2 separate regions of the Homo sapiens genome follow, and region 2 is linked to region 1. A link is an interaction called in ENCODE POLR2A ChIA-PET data of the cell type or tissue named here. Cell type or tissue: Caco-2. All regions are shown on one strand.

Region 1 (2,500 bases):
CGCCCGCCTCAGCCTCCCAAAGTGCTGGGATTACAGGCGTGAGCCACCGTGCCCGGCCAACTCATTTTATTGCTTAACTTTTTATTATGAAAATGTTACAACATACAAAAGTAGAGAGAATCATGTAATTAGCCCCCACATACCCACCACTCAGCTTAACCAATGTTCAATCCATCCAGCTTCATCCGCACCCCACCCATCCCTCCATCTTTCCCTTTCCTGTTGGATTATTTTGGAGTGAAATCTCTGACACAGAATTTTTTCCCAGAAATAGTTCAGTATGCTACAGATATATGTTGTCGTGACTTTTTTTTTATTGTGGTAATGTACATAATATGAAATTTACCATTTTAACCATTTCAAGTGTATAGTTCAGTGACATCAAATCCATTCTTACTGCTGAGCAATCATCACCACCATTGGTCTCTAGAGCTGTTTTCATCCTGACAACCAAAATGAGCGACTGAGGCATAAGTCTCAGATCATCGGGGTTACTGAGCCAGCTGAGGGCACTCCCAGGAAGAATACCCACCACAGACACATCTGTGGCTGTTTCTTCCAAAGAGGTTCTCAGGAGTATTTCTATAGTTTCCTTAAAAGGTGGGGGGTGGCAATGAGACAAATGATTATATACTTGGGAGACTGTAGTTAGTGCCAAGTAAATCTACATTTCACGCAACATAAGGCAAACATTTGAAGAAAAGGAAGGGCCCAGGGAGGGGTGAAGGAACAATTGATCTCATCTTGTCTTTGTTCTGTACCTGGGCAGATCAGTAATCAACCCACGAAGTTGGGGAGGAGCCTTTTGAAAGGATCCGTTTCTTTCAGCCCTTAGTGAAGAGAGCCTAAGGCCGGGAAGTGAGGGAGAGGGACCAATTCCCAACCCGTCATGGCGTCCAAGTCTTCTCCCCTTCGCCAACACAAGGTCTGTTCAGTCAGCTGGGGGCTTTTTTTTTTTTTTTTTTTTGAGTCGGAGTCTCGCTCTGTCACCCAGCCTGGAGTGCAGTGGCACGATCTCAGCTCACTGCAACCTCTACCTCCTGGGTTCAAGCAATTCTCCTGCCTCAGACTCCCAAGTAGCTGGGATTATAGGTGCCTGCCACAACGCCCAGCTAATTTTTGTATTTTTAGTAGAGACGGGGTTTCACCATGTTGGTCAGGCTGGTCTTGAACTCCTGACCTTGGGTGATCCACCCGCCTTGGCCTCCCAAAGTGCTGGGATTACAGGTGTGAGCCACCGTGCCCGGCCCTATTTTTGTTTCTCAATCTTCTCCATTGAAATTGTCCCCATGTGTAGAGCGCCTTGACATAAGTGACTCCATCTTAGAAAAAGACTCCATCTTACATTTCAAAAGGCACTTTGCCAACAGGGACCAGATATTGTGCCTGATCGATAAAGTCTGCATCCAACCAGATAAGGATGTAACCAAGCACACTCTTCCACTAGCATCCTTGCCAGTGGGCTCCGTGGCCATGAACGAGCGTGACGTAACCAGCTAGACACAGCCATCTCGACAGACCCGGTCTTGCTGTCACTCATGATCACCTGGCGTCGGCCCCAAAGGCTCTGCCACATTAAAGACTTCCGTGCAAGACCACAGCTGCCTGACGCAGACCAGACCAGGCTCTGCCACATTAAAGACTTCCGTGCAAGACCACAGCTGCCTGACGCAGACCAGACCAGGAGATTCTTTCTGTCTTCATTACTGTTTCTGGGCTGGTTTGTGAACCTCCACATTTTTTTTTTTTTTTTTTTTTTTGAGATGGAGTCTCGTTCTGTTGCCCAGGCTGAAATGCAGTGGTGTGATCTTGGCTCACAGCAACCTCTGCCTCCCGGGTTCAAGTGATTCTCTGCCTCAGCCTCCCGAGTAGCTGGGATTACAGGCACCCACCACTATGCCTGGCTAATTTTTGTATTTTTAGTAAAGACGGGGTTTCACCATGTTGGCCAGGCTGGTCTCGAACTCCTGACCTCAGGTGATCCACCTGCCCCGGCCTCCCAAAGTGCTGGGATTACAGGTGTGAGCCACCACGCCTGGCCTGTTAACCCTTTCTTCTATCTCCTTTCTCCTGCTGTTAAATGTTACTTTGTCATGGAATGTTCATCTAGAGCATTTATGCGTTGATTAAGCACACTGCCATTTGGAGGGCTGCTGCTCTGGTCTCCATTTCTGGTTAGTGACCCTGGCCTGTTTTTCTAGTCTCCCACTTTCTGCAGTATCTTCACTTCTTGGTGCCAATTTAGCAGAATCCATTCATTCTTTAGATGGCAGCACATGGTTAAAGAGCAGACAACAGAGGCGGCACTCGAATGTGGATGTGTGCCTGCCCCTTAGAATAGTGGCTTATTAGATAACATCTGAAAAGTCATGGCCGGGCACGGTGGCTCATGCCTGTAATCCCAGCACTTCAGGAGGCCAAGGCAGGCGGATCACCTGAGGTCAGGAGTTCAAGACCAGCCTGGCCAACATGGCGCAATCCTGTCTCTACTAAATATAGA
Region 2 (2,500 bases), 100 kb before region 1:
ACTTCCATGTAAATTTAACCAAGGAGGCGAAAGATCTGTGTAATAAAACCTATAAGACACTGAAGAAAGAAATCAAAGAAGGCTACAAATAAGTGGAAAGGCATCCCCTGTTCGTGAATCAGAAGACTTAATATTGTTAAAATGTCGGTACTACCCAAAGCAATCTACAAATTCGATGCAATCCCTGTCAAAATCCCAATGACATTTTTTGTATAAGTAGAAAAAACAATCCCAAAATTCATATGGAACCACAAAAGACCCCAAATAGCCAAAACAGTCTTGAGAAAGAAGAACAGAGCAGGAGGCATTCCATTTCCTGATTTCAAACTCCATTGTAAACCTATGTGATAAAAATGAGCATGGTTCTGGCATAAAAACAGACACATAGACCAATGGAACAAAATCTAGGGCCTAGAAGTAAACCCACACATATACGGTTAACTGATATTTTTTCTACTTTATTTCCTATAGAGATGGGGTCTCACTAAAGCGCCTAGTCTGATCTTGAACCCCTAGGCTCAAGTGATCCTCCCATCTCAGTCCACCAAGTAGCTGGGATTACAGCACGTAACACCATGCCTGGCTCAGGTTAACTAATATTTGACAAGGATGCCAAGAATAGACAATGGGGAAAGTATTATCTCTTCAATAAACGGTGTTGGAGAATAGATACACACAAGCATAAGAATAAACCTTGACCCTTATCTTACACCACTCACAAACATTAACTCGAAATGGATCAAAGGCTTAAATGTAAGACCTGAAATGGCAAAACTCCTAGAAGAAAACACGGGAGAAATCTCATTGATATTGATCTTGGCAATGATTTTTGGATTTGACACCAAAAGCACAGGAAACAAAAGCAAAAATGAAGTAGGGCAATTTCATCACATCAGAAAGCTTTTGCACAGCAAAGAAAGCAGTCAACAAAATGGAAAGACAACCTATGGAATGGGAGGAAGCATTTGCAAACCACATATCTGATAAAAGGTTGATATCCAAAATATATCAGTAGCTCATACATCTCAATAGGAAAAAAAAAGTAATAATCTGACGTTAACACGGATAAAGGGCCTGAATACATATTTTTCCAAAGGAGACATACAAATGACCAACATGTACACAAAAAGGTGCTCAATGCCACTAACCATCAGAGAAATGCACATCAAAATCACAAGCAGCACTTTACACCTGTTAGCATGGCTGTTATCAAGAAGACAATAGGTAAGTGCTGGTGAGGGTGGAGAGAAAGAGGAATCCCCTACGCAGCTGGTGGGAATAGGAATTAGTGCAGCCATTACGGGAAACAGCTTGGAGTGTCCTCAAAAAATTCAGAATGAGAACTACCATATGACCCAGCCATCCCGCTTCTGGGTTTGTGCCCAAAAGAAACAAAGTCAATATCTCAAAGAGACATCTGCACTCCCATCGTTATTACAGCATTATTTGCAATAGCCACATCATGCAATAATCTGTCTACCAACAAATGCATGGAAAGAAAATGTGATACACACACACACACACACACACACAGGAATATTATTCAGCCATAAAAAAGGATGACATCCTGCCATTTGTGATGGCATGGATGAACCTTGAGGGCCTTATGCTAAGTGAAGTAAGTCAGACAGAAAAAGACAAAACACTGCATGATCATGAACAAATACTTGTTTTTGTTTGTTTTTTGAGACACGGTCTTGCTCTGTAACCCAGACTGGAGTGCAGTGGTGTGATCATAGCTCACTTCACCCTCAGACTCCCGGGCTGAGGTGATCCTCCCACCTCAGCCTCCCAAGTAGTTGGAATTACAGGCATGTACCACCATGCCTGGCTAATTTTTTATTTTTAATAGAGACAAGGTCTCACTATATTGCCCAGACTGGTCTCCCTTAAATGTGGAATCTAAAAAAGTCAAATTCATAGAAGCAAAGAGTAGAATGATAGGCCAGGGGCGGTGGCTCACGCCTGTAATCCCAGAACTTTGGGAGGCCAAGGCGGGTGGATTATCTGAGGTCAGGTGTTCAAGACCAGACTGGCCAACATGGCAAAACCCTGTCACTACTAAAAATACAAAAATTAGCTAGGCATGGTGGTTCATGCCTGTGATCCCACCTACTTGGGAGGCTGAGGCAGGAGAGTCGCTTGAACCTGGGAGGTGGAGGTTGCAGTGAGCTAAGATCATGCCACTGCACTCCAGCCTGGGAGATGAGAGAGACTCCATCTCAAAAAGAAAAAAAAAGAGTAGAATGATAGCTGCCAGGAGAGGGAGGAGCAGGGGGAGCGGGAGGGGAATGGGAAGATATTAGAGGGCGCAAACTTTTAGTTCTAAGATGAATAAGCTCTGGAGACTGTAGTTAATACTGTATTGTATACTTGAAATTTACTGAGATATTTAAATGTTCTCACCAGAAAAAAAGAAAAAGGTAACTATATGAGATTAACTAACTTGATTGTGATAATCATTCATAATATATATGTATGTCAAATCATCACATTGTAT

The links. ChIA-PET counts read pairs that join two places held together with the same protein. Peaks named below come from ENCODE experiments on the same cell type or tissue, not always from the same donor. Only the 100,000 strongest peaks of a DNase experiment are listed, where the experiment ranks them.
Region 2: POLR2A ChIA-PET joins it to region 1 with 7 read pairs; 2 of 35 experiments call an interaction of 5 or more read pairs at or near these places.

The regions. Positions count from the first base shown.
Region 1 is chr7:156,922,423-156,924,922 of GRCh38, reverse strand. No RefSeq gene overlaps it. Among named protein-coding and RNA genes, the nearest start is that of NOM1, 26 kb to the left of the region's middle. In Caco-2, no CTCF peak of the experiment used is centred here; a DNase peak (open chromatin) is centred at 1,545.
Region 2 is chr7:157,023,949-157,026,448 of GRCh38, reverse strand. No RefSeq gene overlaps it. Among named protein-coding and RNA genes, the nearest start is that of MNX1-AS1, 14 kb to the right of the region's middle. In Caco-2, no CTCF peak of the experiment used is centred here; no DNase peak of the experiment used is centred here.